Linked DNA regions of Homo sapiens: region 1 is linked to region 2. A link is a loop called in an ENCODE intact Hi-C map of the cell type or tissue named here. Cell type or tissue: gastrocnemius medialis. All regions are shown on one strand.

What was found. A loop is a pair of places that touch in the nucleus more often than their neighbours do. Peaks named below come from ENCODE experiments on the same cell type or tissue, not always from the same donor. Only the 100,000 strongest peaks of a DNase experiment are listed, where the experiment ranks them.
Region 1: a loop joins it to region 2, with 8 times the contacts of the local background. A loop is called at or near these places in 8 of 110 quality-filtered maps.

What each region holds. Positions count from the first base shown.
Region 1 is chr4:25,419,228-25,427,227 of GRCh38, reverse strand. It overlaps LOC105374536 (a long non-coding RNA gene), which reads right to left and starts at 2,763. Exons shown (of 4, transcript XR_925494.3): 1 at 1,723-2,763. In gastrocnemius medialis, no CTCF peak of the experiment used is centred here; no DNase peak of the experiment used is centred here.
Region 2 is chr4:25,763,522-25,771,521 of GRCh38, reverse strand. It overlaps SEL1L3 (SEL1L family member 3), which reads left to right. Exons shown (of 24, transcript NM_015187.5): 18 at 3,692-3,782; 19 at 3,913-3,997; 20 at 6,087-6,196. Among named protein-coding and RNA genes, the nearest start is that of SEL1L3, 95 kb to the left of the region's middle. In gastrocnemius medialis, a CTCF peak has its summit at 3,451 (motif pointing right); no DNase peak of the experiment used is centred here.

The sequences.
Region 1 (8,000 bases), 340 kb after region 2:
TAAACATAAATGGGCCCTTGCAATAACTTTGACACTTTATAGGGAGTGAAAAGTACTGGACTAGAAACTTGAAAGATCTAAGGCTCATGTTTTAACTGCATTGCTAAGTTGACTTGTAAATTTGCTCCTTCAATTTCCATCTCTCAAATGGAAACTAAATTATTACATTTCCTATTCCATCCCAAGACTGTCTCACCCCATCAAGTCCCTTTTATATCTTGGATGGATAAATAGGATATTTGGCTTGTGATGCTCTATTTGGTATAAAAACACTTATTTTCTTGACACTGCATTATCATAGTTCCTAGATCCCAATTAATGGACCAAATGTGTGCTTTGCTGGTATTTCAGAGAGTCATACAGTATTCCTCAAAGTGTTCAGGACTTAGCATTCTCTGATTTTTTAATAGTTTCTCTATTGCAAACGACAAATTTGCCATCTGTTTCACCCATGTATTCATTCTTGAGATAATTTCTCTCCCTCTCCCCAAGCACACCATCTCCCCTGAATGCTTTACCCAATGGAAGTCTGTAGACCAACAAAATGCAAAATAATCCCAAAAAATTGGGAAAGGGGACAGAAAACATGGCAAAAATACAGTAGGAGGCTGGGTGTGGTGGCTCTCACTTGTAATCCCAGCACTTTGGGAGGCCAAGGTGGGAGGATTGCTTGAGTCCATGAGTTCAAGACCATCCTAGGTAACAAGCAAGACCCTATCTCTAAAAATTTTTTTTAAAAAATTAGCCGGACATAGTGACACACACCTGTAGTCCCAGCTACTCAGGAGGCTGAGGTGGATGCTGCAGTGAGCTGTGATCATGCCTGGGTAACAGAGTAAGACCCTAATACATATATAAATACACACACACACACACACACACACACACACACACACACACACACACAGAGTGGGAAATCTCCCTTCTTTTAGCCTGGTAAGCTGGTAGCCTCTCTGGGGAGAGTACAGCTCTGTCTCCGCGAAGCCTGAAGACACACAAGAGATCTCTTAAGGTGTCCAGCCTGGCCAACACAGTGAAACCCCATCTCTAACAAAAACACAAAAATTAGCTGGGTGTGGTCACGGGCACCTGTAATCCCAGCTACTTGGGAGACTGAGGCACAAGAATCCCTTGAACCCAGGAGGCAGATGTTGTAGTGAGCTGAGATTGTGCCACTGCACTCCAGCCTGGTGACAAAGTGAGACTGTCTTAAAAAAAAAAACTCTCTTAAGGTGACAAAGGATGCATAAGTAACACTGGCTTTGTACAAGCACTGTCTTGGAGGAAAGCACACTAAACTACGGGGTCAGAAGCCCAGGTTCTGGTCCAAGGTCTACCAGACATCATTCCTCACAGCCTGTTTCCGCAGAGCCGATGGTGGCTATGAATGAAGGACCTCTGAGAAAAACAAAGCTCATCACGAATGCAAGCCTGGCCATCCTTGCTGGCCTGTGCCACACAGACACTCAAGTAGTTGTGCCACTGCAGGAAGACCGAGCTCTGTGAGTGCAGCCATGGGCAAGGCAGGAGGGGCCAAAGGATCCAGGCCCCAGAAAGGAAACATGTGCAGTGGCTGAAGGAATGGGTCCTGTGGCCAGACTGCCTGGTTTCCCATCCCAGTCCCACCCTGCTGCCCGTGTAATTCCTGTGGACAACTTAGTAAACATCTCTTGGCCTCAAGTCCTTCATCTGTGAAATGATGCTAATAATAATAGCACTTACCTTGTAGGACTGTGATGATGTTTAGGTAAGTATCCATGGAATGTTCTTGGCATGATTTCTGACTCTTACTAAATAATCATGTTAGCAATTATTCTTATCTGGAGTCAGACCACCTGTTTTGCATCCAGGCCGTTCCGCCTACTAGCTGCGTGATTTGGGACACGTCAAACCAAATCTCTCTCAACTTTTCTGTAAAATAAGATGAGCAATCCCTTTATTGCAGAGTTAGTTGTTTAGAGAATTCTGTGAGAATGTATATAAAAAGCACCTTGCAATCTCTCCCATGCTATTTCTCTTCCACAGCCAATTCTGCATAGGAGAACCTTAAAAAGCCAAATGCAGACAGGAAAAATCTGGGGGAGGGACAGAGGCAGGTGCAGGCAGTAACCCTTCGATCATGAACCTCTTGTCCGGCCAAGCACACAGGAATTTCATGTACAATTTGGCAGCTCCAGAGGCTCCCAGGTCCAGCTGGGTCTAGGCCCTACTGGATCTGCTAAGTAGCGAGCTGAAGCCCAGTGCCAATTCCTAGGGGCCTGGGAACTGAGGCCAAGCCGAGACTTGCCTGCCTCATTCCCCAAATGGCCAGAGGTGCCTGGACTGGGCAGTTAGTTCCCCTTAAGAAAATCTTCAGACCACCCAGGAAAGGTTTGGCGATATGGACCACATTGGCCCAGAGCTAGGAAGGCCCTGGACTGCACCTTCACAGGGCAACAAACTGACTGTTCAGTTCATCCCGCCTCACCCAGCCTCCTGACCTGGACTTTGAGCAGGCGCTTGCTCAGGCCCACTCTCCACGCAGTCATCTTGGGCCCTCTCCTCCCTGTGCCACACACATAATTGTGTCTGTAACCAACAGTGCACTAAAGACAAAATTAGGCAGGACAGCAACCACAAAGACCCCCTTCCTAAAACACCTGGGGATTGCTACTGGTTCCAGATTTAAAATAATCGGAAATGACCACTTCTCCCTGCCTTGGGGTTAAAAAGAAAAGAAGAAAGAAGGCCAGGTATGGTGGCTCACACCTGTAGTCCAAGCACTTTGGGAGGCTGAGGTGGGAGGACTGCTTGAGCCCAGGGTTTCAAAACCAATCTGGGTAACATGGCAAGACCCCGTCATTACAAAAAAAAAAAAAATTAGCCAGGCGTGGTGGCATGTGCTGTTAATCTGAGCTACTCGGGAGGATTGCTTGAGCCCAGGAGATCAAGTCTGCAGTGAGCCATGTTTATGCCACTACACTTTAGCCTGAAGCCTGGGTAACAGAGCAAGATCGTGTCTAAAATAAAATAAAATAAAATTAAATTAAATTAAAAAGTCCACCACCATTAGAGCCCTTAATCTTACCTCCCAGGTGTGAGGAGCACTAACCTACAGTAGACAGAGATTCAAAGGCAGTGGCCATGCTTACAGGTTGGCTTAGTCTTTTTATCCTGTTCTCATGTCCTTTCTAACCACAGGTGTCTGTTAGGAGCTCCTCCAGGGCAGTCCAGTCCCCCTGGGCTTAGATCCCAGCCTTGCTACTAACTGACTAGGTAGGTGCCTGACCCTCCTCTGGGTCTTTCAAGGTAGCAAGAGTCTCAGAAGCAGTTTTTCCTTCTGCTCTCAATACCCCACTGATACCTCCTCATTCACGGGTGACCTCAGGACCCAACTCACTGTTACCATCTCCATCTGCTTTTGCAACTTTACCAGCCACACAGATGAGCCATCCAAAACCCCAGCCACTCAGCTCTGAATCTACTTGGCTCCAGTGACTTTCCCCTTCACACCAATAGCAGCTGCCAACTGCCATGGTTATACCTGTCATCAGAGACTTCACCACCTCCCTAAGACTGCCAATGTCTCTTCTCTGGTCATAGCCTCTTTATTTCTATCCCTCTGATTCTAAAACTCCATAATTCTCTCATTTTCCAATCTGAGACACCTATTTTCTACCTCTCCTCTCCTCATCACTCTCCATAAAGACCTGAACACTTCTCTCCGAGGGAAAAATGCTACACCTGCCACGCGGTGCTGCACCCACCAGCACCTGTCCCCACAGACTCCCATTAGGGTGGAAGAAAGTCATGTTCCACCCTACGCTCGATCCCTGCAATGGTCACTGGGCCCTAGCCCTTTTAGCCTTCTCAAGGATTTCTTCCAGCGCATCTCCTTTTACTCTAGAATGGTCAATTTCTCCTTCTTTGGTGGATCACTCATATTGACGAATAAAGATGCCTAGTATCATCCATCTTTCTAAAAAAAGTTCTCTGGTGCCATTTCCCTCCCCTGCCACCACTCCATCTCTGTGCCCCTCACAGCAAAATCCTCCAGAGTTGCCTCCACTTGGCCTCCACTGACTCACCTCACATCCATTCTACACCCATTTCAATAGGGCTCCTGTCCTCAACACGCCTCCAAGTTTCTATCAGGGTCACAACTGACATGCAGCTTTTCAGAGGTAATGGGCAATTTTCCATCTCGCTGTTTCTCCGCAGCATCTGATATGCCTGACTACACCAGCCTGAAAGGTGTCCATTGAACTGGTCACTTGGGTGTCCTGCCACCTGGGCCATGTAGTCTCCTCCTTCTCCAGTGGAGAAAATGGGCCCTACACCTTGCAGGGCCCCAGAACAATGGTCTCAGCCAGCCCCTTTGCTATCCACACTCTGCCGCTAGATCTTAACTTTCCATCCCAAGAGAACGAGGATATATATATATATGTATACATATATACATACACACACACACACACACACACACACACACACATATATATCATACATATAATTTATTTGAGACAAGGTCTCTGTCACCCAGGCTGGAGTGCAGTGACACAATCAGAGCTCACCACAGCCTCCACCTCCCAGGCTCAATCCCTTGCACCTCTGCCTCCTGAGTAGCTGGGACTATAGGCATGCACCACCACGCCCAGCTAATTTTTGTATTTTATAGACACGGGGTTTGCCATGTTGCCGAAACTCCTGAGCTCAAGCAATCCACTCACCTCGGCTTCCCAAAGTGTTGGGATTATAGGCGTGAGCTACCTGCCAGGCCCATAAATATTTTTAATCCTTGAATCTCTCTTCCTGCAACAATTTGGCAGGACAAAGTAAGCGGTGGAAAGGAAAAAGGGAAGTAACATATTCTCAAGGTTAGAAAGTTTTGCAGTATCATGAAAATGCTGACAATCACGAGGATCATTTATAGCAAGCTGGCCACTCCTCCAGTTTGGGCTCCACCCAGTTTTACTATCTGAACAGTGGACAGAAATATCACTTGAAAGAATAATATTCACTCTGTAACAGGAATCAGGAATGCAGAAATGAAGAAAAACAGTCCCTAAAGTTTTCAGTCATAAATCTGATGGCAGGAAGCACAAACAACAAACTTGTCTTGTTTTACTGCTTAAAACATAATAAGCCAGTAAACATAAGTTTCACTTATAGTCATGTTGTGGGACAGATTTATCATCTGTACCGTGATAACTACACATTACACCTCATATCTTGAGCAGTGAGTTCAGTCTGACTGCACACACCAGAGGAAAGGTGACATTTATGAACTAGAATGGCTGATTACCAGCAAAGCCCATACATACCCAACTATCTCCCACTTGGCTGAACATAATCTTGTTAGGGCTGAAATGTGGCCCTAAGGGATCCATTGCTACAATGCTGCAGTGCAGAGAGGGAGTTGGGGTACAATTATGCTCACCATCATTTAAACAGATTTATTGAAGTGTGAGCAACTTGCATGTGTAATTAACCACCAGTTAGGGTCATTTTTAAAGAAAAAAAATACATCAATTTTCATTGCATCCAAGGGAACAGCTTATGAACCTACAACTAAGAAATTATAACCATCTAATTTCTAAAACACAGCTTTCATAGAAAAATAATGGTTCTCAACCTTGGTGGGTTTAAGAATGATCAAGTGAGTTGGTTAAAAATGTAGTCTTGGCCTCACCCTCAGCTTCTGATTGAGTAGGCTTAGGGTAAAATCCATACATTTTTAATCACTGGCCTTGGCACTTCTGATGTACTACTGTGTGCTTCATGAGAAATCCTGTTATAGAAATTTTCATTTCCTCAGAACAAGAAAAAAAGTGGAAAGTAAACACTGGCTATCAACCATATTAACAAATCATTTCCCAGACCCATTTAATAATCGAGTTTCTGAACTGAATATTCCTCATAAGAGATCATTTCTATGCTAATATGTTATTTGCTCTCATATTATAAGGTTTTAGTGACCTTAAATTCATAAAATCCTAAGTACTATCTCCTTGGGCTCAGTGAAGACTAAAAATATTATGCTGGATAGTCAACTGTAGCTTCTAGCAAATGTAAACAGTCTGTAGATAATCACCACAACATTGCAACTTAAAGAGGTGTCAAAGAAACTGATTTGCTCCTGGTGAAATGCAACCCATGATTTCAATTATAGCATCCTTTAGAAAGAAGTGTTTAGCGCATGTCTGCTTGCTGGACTTCCCTCAAGAATGGGAAAATATTTAGATCAACTCAAATATATATAAATTCCCCTAGTTATGGCATCATAAACTCAAGGCTATATCATAATAGTTTTCTTCACATTTACATTCAAATGTTCCAAATTAAGAAGACAGAATATTTTAGCATTTTGCTAAGTGTACAATTTTTACATTGGAAAAAAATCAAGAACACAACAACAACAAAAAACCCTACTAAGCCAGAGAATTAGAAAGACTACTATTATAGTTCTATCAAGTCTGGCCAAAAAAAAAAAAAAAAAAAAGGCTAGTTAAGTTTCTAAAAAAATCAACACAATTTATGTCAGCAAAAAGCAGAATAGAATATTGTAAATAGAAGTGCTAGTCTTTATTGGGTATCTCACATGCGCTAACCACAGTGTTCTATAAGTAACCCTCATTAGTCCTCAAACCCTGAGAGAGACACTCAATTACCCCACTTTATGCCACGGTCCACAAGAGCCAGGACCTGGAGGCTCCTCTTCCCAGGGTCCTCACATTCCCACCCTTCACTTGCTCCTCACTAAATTCAAAGCTCAAATTCAGCATCTGCAGCTAAACATACTAAAAGTAGCCAGTGTATAATGATCAAATTGCTCTACATATTAAAAGCAAAGTGTCTATATTGTATGCTCTACCAAAATCTCATGTGCCCCATAAATACATATACCTACTATGTACCCACAAAAATTAAAAATTAAATTTTTCTTTTAAAAAAGCAAAATGTCTAGTGGTGTCAAGAATTATAGCATATATCTAAAAATACAATAAAATTCTCTGCTCTATGCATCTTATTAAAACTTAAAAAGAGATTCAGATGTCAATTTAAACTTTTTCACTTTAATACAATTCTAGTTCCTACTTGCTATACATATTAAAACCATTACTGAAAAACCAATTCTCCCATATTTTATGTCTACGCTGGAACCATAGAAAGCAAATGTGTATGTATCAAAAAATCTTTATAAATCTAACAGTGAGGTCACAAAGGACAAATTACTAACTAATAAAGAACTGGTGAAACTGTCGTTCTTTCTAAGAACAGGCTATTAATTATTGGTTCCTAAAATCCATTAAAGCTCTTTAAATGTTATATGGTAAATCTGCACAATGCATTCTTTCTAAAAATGCTCTATATACCCACAACCTATAATTTTTCAGTAATGTCATCTCACAGTTCACCTTTCTTGCTCACAAAAGCTAATTCAAGACATTCTGCACTACCCCAGGAACAATGCCCAACTGTCAGTAAACATTTACGTAAATTTGTTAATAGAGTTTAAGGCCTATCATATGCAAGGCTACAGATCAGTATAGTCAGCCTCCTGATCACAGTCCTAAATGCTATGTCACCCAACAGTGGCTTCCATTCACAGAGGTACCCTGGAGTACCTAGAGAGACAGCTACCTATTAAATAGACAAATGACACAGCAACCCTGCAGTTACCCATTCACCTGGTTATAGTATATCCTCCTGCCTAAAGATATTTAAGCTTTAAAAAGTGATTATCGATGAAGTGATAGTGGAATTCATATATTAAATTAATTTCTTTGAAAGTCACACAAGAATACTATTGTACTTTAGGAATGAATGAGCATTAGGAAATCAACAGTAGCTTATCTGCACTAATGCCAGATAACATTTAGTTGACCCATATTTCTCACACTCTCAAGGAGTCAACCAAACAGACAGCTACTATATGTCCTTAACCAAGTCTGAAAAGGCAAAAGGGCACATCTAAGCACTGCTGATTCAAATAACTCAGAGCTCAAATGCAGGGACAG
Region 2 (8,000 bases):
TGCAAAATAATATAATTGTGGAGAAACTGCTCAGGGGTACTCAAATTTGTAATTCACAGCAAGCAGCCAAAGGATTGATTATTAAGATGTATCATTATAAAAGTTCTAGAAATGCATTTGCTGGGTCTGAAAGGAGGATAGCAAATGTGTCCTTAAATTCTTTCTTTTCTCTCAATCCCTTCCTCTCTGCACCCATTCCCCTCTCCCTGTCAAAATGGCTGTCTAAGGGACAATTTTACTTGAGTGCATTGGAAATAAAGCTTGAAGCTCTGGTTGACTTTCTAAAGCTTGAGGAAATTCAAGGAAGGACAATAGTTTTGCAGCTTGTCTTTGGGTTTCCTGCAATTAAAAAATGCTGAGTAAATGTTTGTTCTATGAATGTAAGTGTAGGAATATCTGGAATTAATACTTTCAGATAGCGTCTGTTGAAACACAAGTAGGAGCAAAGTGCTAGAAGGCTAAATATGGTCAGGGTTTCTGCAGAGGCATTGTCTCAGAAGTTTTAATAAGCTGTTGAAACACAGTTAAGCAAGAGCAAAGTGCTGGAAGGCTAAATGTGGACAGGGTTTCTGCAGAGGCATTGTCTCAGAAGTTTTAATAAGCTAAAGAAATCTGGTCTTGAGTGGCTAGCCCCCACCTAGAGCTCACTGCTCAGTAGATGTGAACATGGATGGTGGTGGTACACGCATTGGGTGATTGATTGTGCAAGATGAAAAATAGAGGTGGATTTCTTTTTTTCTTTTTTTTCTTTTCTTTTCTTTTCTTTTTTTTTTTTTTTTTTTGAGACAGAGTCTCACTCTGTTGCCCAGGCTGGAGTACAGTGGTGCAATCTCGGCTCACTGCAACCTCCGCCTCCTGGGTTCAAATGATTCTCCTGCCTCAGCCTCCCAAGTAGCTGGGATTACAGGCGCCCACCACCAAGTCCAGCTAATTTTTATATTTTTAGCAGAGACAGGGTTTCACAATGTTGGCCAGGCTGGTCTTGAACTCCTGACCTCAAGTGATCTACCTGCCTTGGCCTCCCAAAGTGCTAGGATTACAGGCATGAGCCACTGTGCTCGGCCCAGAGGTAGATTTCTGTTCAGTGTTTCTATGGATCTCACATGCCTTTTTAGACATCTCTTTCTGATGGATTTCAGTGTTTCCTCAATGGAAATGTTTGAGAATTCTGTAACACTTCCTCCTGGTTTACACAATGATTGGACGATAGAAGTCTATAAAACTTGTTCCTCCCTTCCTTCCCCACCACCAGATCACTTTAGACACAAGATATTATCTTTATAAAGCTTATCATTGTGAATGTTCTTGCAGAGAGTATCAACCTCCATCTCCCCCACCCATTCTGACAACCAGCCTATTGGTTTCTGCAGTTAAGAAAAAATTCTTTTTTTTTAGAGACAGAATCTGGCTCTATCGCCCAGGCTGCAGTGCAGTTGCACAGTCTCGGCTCACTGCAACCTCCACCTTTCGTGTTCGAGCGATTCTCCTGCTTCAGCCTCCCGAGTGGCTGGGATTACAGGCATGCACCACCATGCCGAGCTAATTTTTTTGTGTTTTAGTAGAGACAGGGTTTCTACTGTTGCCCAGGCTGGTCTTGAACTCCAGAGCTCAAGCGATCTTCCCGCCTCACCCTCCCAAAGTTCTGGGATTACAGGCATGAGCAACCACACGCCTGGCCAGAAAAAACCTCATTTTGTTACATTTTAGTAAACACGAGCCACATCCCAGCCAGTTACGGTTAGAGGGCACTGGTCCAATATTTGACCTTGGTTTGCAGGTCTACACTGTCTCCTTTCCTCATCAATCCCTGGTGGAAACTGAGACACCAGTGCAGGCCAGAGTGTCTCTAAAGAAACTTGAGAATTCTAAGACCTTAGGAAGAGGACCTTGTGTCAGAATGAGGGGGACTTTCTGCTGGGCCTCCCTTGCATGCCCTCTGTCTGGGGCCTTGGGTCTGCTCTGAGGATTCTTGTAGCCAAACATAGATTTTGCAGGCTATGTTAGCTAATCCCCAAGCATCCTTTGGGACGTTGTTGCAGCTGCACTTGGAGGCTTGTTATCTGGCTTGCCTCTGCAAGGGATGCTGCTTAGCTGACTTTGTCCCTCTTTAGCCTGAGTCATGGCTAATTGGTCAGCTGCCTTAGGTATCTCAGAGCCTGCGAATTGGCTCCCTCAGCAGCCACGTGGCCTGTGACCTGCAGCATGTCTGACTGAAGGTCTAACTATCCTAATTTGTCCCCCAGCACCTCTCGGTCTCCAAGGGATTGCCTGCCAGAAGCTGCTTTTAGCAGTTTAGAAAAGATAATTTCAGAATCTGCTTCCCTTACTCCCCCTCACCGAACCTTTCCCCACCGTTTCCTAAACCAGTTCCTAGGTGGAGCTAAAATTAAAAAAGAGTTATTAATATCAACTCCTTAAAATGAAAAATAAGATGTAAGAAACTACTTCTGGATAAAATAGAGTTTTACTCTTAAGCTAGGTAACGTATAAAAATTGAGGAAATCAGATAAGTAAAAAGAATAGAATAAAAATTACCTGCATTCTCACCACCCAGAAATAAGTATTGTTAGCATTTTAGTGATAATTTTTAGGGTTTTTTTTTTCTCTGCTTATTTGTATCTGCATGTATATGTGTGTGCATGTGTGTGTTCAGTTATATTTTTGTTTTGCAAAAATAAGATGCATTGTTTTATACTCTGCTTTTTTTTTCACTGAATGGAAATTTTTGCATAAATATTTTGCTATGTTTTTGAATACCCTGCCACACATCATTTTAATGGCCACATCTGAAAGTGGCTGCACTATGGGTTAATTTCACTAGTCTCTGATTTTCAGACATTTGTTTCCAGTTTTTTGTTGCTATTCATATACACAGCTCTACCATGAACTCCGTGGCAACAGAATCTTTGCACATATCTCTGATTGTTTCTTTAGAATAAACCCCCACAAGGGAGAACTGTAGGGCCACATGGTATGTACATTCTTAAGACTCCTCCCGCCTGTCCTTCCAGAACCGTTGAATTAATTGGCCCTCAAGCTGGCAGTAGTTGTAGAGTATGTCCATTCCCCCAAGCTTTTGCCATTATTCCAAATATGAATCTTGTACCAATCTTTCAACAGATGAAAAGTGGTCACTCATTTTGGGATTATTTGATTGCTAGTGGTGTCAAACGTTTCTTTTCTCATACGTGTTTTGGCCATTGATGTATCAACTCCCTTGTGAACTGCCTTTCCTTTGCCAAACTTCTAATGCACAACAAAAGCTCAGCTTTAATTAAGCTTGTTCAGAATCTTAAGCCCTATAAAGCTTTTTATAAAACAGAGGACTCCAAAGCACAGGGGTTTTTCTTAACACCATTTATCTCCTCTAAGCGAGGATGCAAGAAGGATTCAAGAACTGAAGGCTAGTAGACAACTCCCCAGCCAACATCCGACATGCCCTTCAGCCAGTAGAGGTAGCTGTTGCATCAACTAGCTCCCCAGCCTTGTCTGTGAGTTCAGCCTTTAAGACAGAAAATAAATCAGTGCATGCAGTATTTTTAACAATATTTATTTTTAAAAAAACTCACGATTTTGTGGTTTTTTTAAAAAAACTGCTTATTTTGTGCCCTCTTATGTTTGAATGTAAAGCTCTCTGTGAATATTAGTAAGAGCCACTATATGAAATTTATTATTAATCATCTATTTTTAGGCATGAAGCTTTGCTGTATTATGTTTTAGCAGCAGAAACTGGAATTGAAGTGTCACAGACAAATTTAGCACACATCTGTGAGGAGAGGCCAGTAAGTAAATGTATTCTTCTCAGAGTAGAAGCTCTGAGGTTAAGGATAATGAATTGGGTTTTATGGAGGCAACGTTGGTCACTTGGCCGAAATATTAATGAATTAACTTTTTCTTCCCTTTACCCCTTAGGACCTGGCCAGGAGATACTTGGGTGTTAACTGTGTTTGGAGATACTATAATTTCTCTGTTTTTCAAATCGATGCTCCTTCCTTTGGTATGTATAGAAAAACGGTGCAAAATTGAAGCATTAGGTGTTTTTAATCTTTAGTAACAGGGAACATCTGACAGCTTTGTGTGAAGTGAGGTATTTCTAAATAATTAGAAAAGAAAGTGAAAAATCTCTGCTATTAAGATCGCTAAACTCTGCTCTCAGCCTCACACAATGCACTACTCCTCACCCATTGTCCCGTGGAGTGCTTGGACCCAACATTTCTTATTTTTTGATTTTTATTTTTGGAGACAGTCTCACTCTGTTCCCCGGGCTGGAGTGCAGTGGAATGATCTGGGCTCAGTGCAACCTCCACCTCCCAGGTTCAGGTGATTCTCCTGCCCGAGTAGCTGGGATTTCAGGTGCCCACGACCACGCCCAGCTAATTTTTGTATTTTTTAAGTAGACATAGGGTTTCACCATGTTGGCCAGGCTGGTCTCAAACTCCTGACCTCAGGTGATCCACCTGCCTTGGCCTCCCAAAGTGCTGGGGTTACAGGCGTGAGCCACTGCACCTGGCCCCCAACATTTCTTCTGAGTCAATGAAAATGTAAAAGAGAACGCTATTATGGAGCAATTCTCTGGGCCAGTCATTTGTGCGGATTCCTCTACGCTGCTCTGCATGGTGGGGGACTGGCCTCCAGGAACTACAGTTCCTGGACTCCTCTACCCACCGGCTTCTGATTCCTTTCAGGCAATAAGAGGCACTGGCAGAAGATTGCAGGATGGGAGAAGAAGTCCAAGTACTTCTACCTTTGTCTCTCTGCTTTGGACTGTGTCTCTGGCAGTGGCTACATTTCCATGGTTCCAGCCCCTGCCTGGCAGCTCCACCCTCTTTGATCTCAGCACCAGGCTCTGGGTCTCTGGTAACATCACAGGCACCCTCTGGTCCCCAAGTCCTGGGGATGATAGTAGCCTTCTCACTGCTGATCTCTGGGCTGCCTATTGTTTTCCATTTGCCTTTTCAGCTCTCCCAACATCCTAGTAACTACTTCCCCATGATGAAATTCCTCTTTTGAACCACTTGAAACGGGTTCTGTTTTCCTTATTGGACATTGACTAATACATACACCCTTTTTTTTTTTTTTTTTGAGATGGAGTCTTGCTGTGTCGCCTAGGCTGGAGTGCAATGGTGCTATCTCGGCTCACTGCAACCTCTGCCTCCCAGGTTCAAGCGATTCTCCTGCCTCAGCCTCCTGAGTAGATGTGATTACAGGAACGCACCACCATTCCTGGCTAATTTCTGTATTTTTTAGTAGAGGTGGGATTTCACCATGTTAGCCAGGCTGGTCTTGAACTCCTGACCTGCAGTGATCTGCACACCTTAGCCTCCAAAAGTGCTGGAATTACAGGTGTGAGCTACGGCACTCAGCCGATACATATACTCTTAAACACAAGTTTTTCTTCAGAGGAAAAATAAAATACATGGCTAAAGCAAAGAGTTACCAAAAACAGACATCAAAGATGAACAGCAAAATTTCAGATGTGAAGTAAAACACCCAAAACAACCTTGGCTGATTTGGGCAGCAAGGTTGTAGACTGAGATTTAGCTATTCAGGAGAGCTACCTGGCCAAATAAGAAACTGTCTAGAGTCCAGGCACGGTGGCTCACACCTGTAATCCCAGCACCTTGGGAGGCTGAGGTGGGAGGATTGCTTGAGTCCAGGAGTTCGAGAGCAGCCAGGACAACATGGTGAAACCCCGTCTCTATAAAAAATACAAAAATTAGCCGGGCGTGGTGGCACACTCCTGTAATCCCAGCTACATGGGAGGCTGAGGTGGAAGGATCACTTGAGCCCAGGAAGTCAAGGCTGCAGTGAGCCCTGATCTCACCGCTGTATTCCAGCCTAGGCAGCGGAGACCCTATCGCAAAAAATTTAGAAAAAAAAGAAAAAAAATATGTCTAGAAATAGGGATGCTCTGGGCAAAAAGCCTTTTTGCTTGTTTCTCTCTTGACACATCAGGGAAACATAAAGATGTTCTGTATTCAGATACTAATAGGAAAAACTTGCATTCATGTGAATGCGCCAATAATTTAAAATGTTGGTATAAAAAAAACCACTTGACAAATGGATCTGTGCTTTATTTCCTGCAGCATATTTGAAGATGGGAGACCTTTACTACTATGGCCACCAAAACCAGTCACAAGACCTGGAGTTGTCTGTGCAGATGTACGCCCAAGCCGCCCTGGATGGAGACTCCCAGGTAAACAGCAACCGCAACAAAAACCAGCTCTTGGCCGGGCACGGTGGCTCATGCCTGTAATCCCAGCCCTTTGGGAGGCCGACGGGGGCGGGTCACTTGAGGTCAGGAATTCGGGACCAGCCTGAGCAACATGGCGAAACCCCATCTCTACAAAAATACAAAAATTAGCTGGGTGTGGTGGTGCTCGCCTGTAGTCCCAGCTACTTGGGAGACTGAAGCAGGAGGATTGCTTGAGTCTGTCAAGTCAAGGCTGCAGCAAGCCGTGATCACACCATTGCACTCCAGCCTGGGTGACAGAGCAAGACCCTGTCTCAGAAAAAAACTCAGCTCTTGGTGACATCCATTTGTGAATTTGCAAAACCAGAATTCTTCCTAACCGTCCTTTCAGTGTGTATACACTACACAGTTTACAAAGCCATTGTTCATCCATTTTCACATGCCCCTCAAACAACTCTATGAGGACACTAACAATAAGGGTGAGCCTTTATTAAACACCTACTGTGTCCCCCACGCCATTCTCACATAATCCTGTGGGGGTGCGGATTATTATACCCTATTTATAATCAAAGATAATGAACTGTTCAAGACCAAATAATCAAATGGTAAGCAAAATGCCCAGCTCCTAAACCTGGATCTTTGGCTCCAAACAGAAGGGTGTTTCTACCAAATTACATCAAACTCACTCACCAGGTAGAAACTCAAGAAATTAGCAGTGCATCCACAGTAGGAAGTGTTTTGCTTGTACTGTTGGGCTTTGCTTAAGCGACAGAGTTTTTCCCTCAGTGATTTTTTTTGGAAACTTCTTATTTGAAAATAATGTTAGATTTGTAGAAAAGTTGCAAAAAGAGGTGAGAGTTTCTGTATACCCTTCATTCAGCTTCCCCTAATGTTCACATCTGACATAACTGCAATGCCATTGTCAAACTAAGATATTAATGTTGGGACAGTATTATTAACTACACTTCAGACTTCATGTAGATTTCACCAGTTTTTCCACTAATATCCTTCTTCTGTTCCAGGATTCAATCCAGGATCCCACATTAGATTGAGTTGTATATTTCTTTCCAATCTTCTCCAATCTATGACAGTTCCTCAGTCTTTTCTCATCTTCATGACTCTTGATACTTGAAGAATGCTTGTTAGGTACCTTGTAGAATGTCTGTTGATTTGGGTCTGTCTTCTGTTTTCTCTTGAATAGATTGAGGTTATACATTTTGGGCAAGAATTTTGCCTATTACGATTATTACCATGCTGTTCTAACGATGATTCTCAATTTCCCTTATTCCTTCTACATTTGCTACTTGGAATCCTCTTTTGAGAACCTCAGAATCATTTTCATGATGGAGGTTTGGATAGTTGTTACCCTCTGCTGCAACGTATTTCTGGTGTTGTGCTTTACAGTCTGACCACTGAGCAAAAACTGGAAACTTATCCCTGTATCAATCTTTGGTGGGATTTTTTTGTTGTTGCTGTTTTGTGGGGTTTTTTGAGACAGGGTTTCACTCTGTAACCCAGGCTGAAATGCAGTGGCACACTCAGCTCACTGCAGCCTTGGTCCCCCAGGCTCAAGCGATCCTCCTACCTCAGCCTCCTAAGTAGCTGGAAATACAAGTGCATGTCCGGCTAATTTTTGTAGTTTTTGTAGAGATGGGGTTTTGCCATGTTGCCCAGGCTGGGCTTGAATTCCTGGGCTCAAGTGATCTGCCCACCTTGGCCTCCCAAGGTGCTGGGATTACAGGCATGAGTCACTGTGTCCAGCCAATCTTTTCTATTTTTATTTTATTTTTTTAATGGAGGTACAACA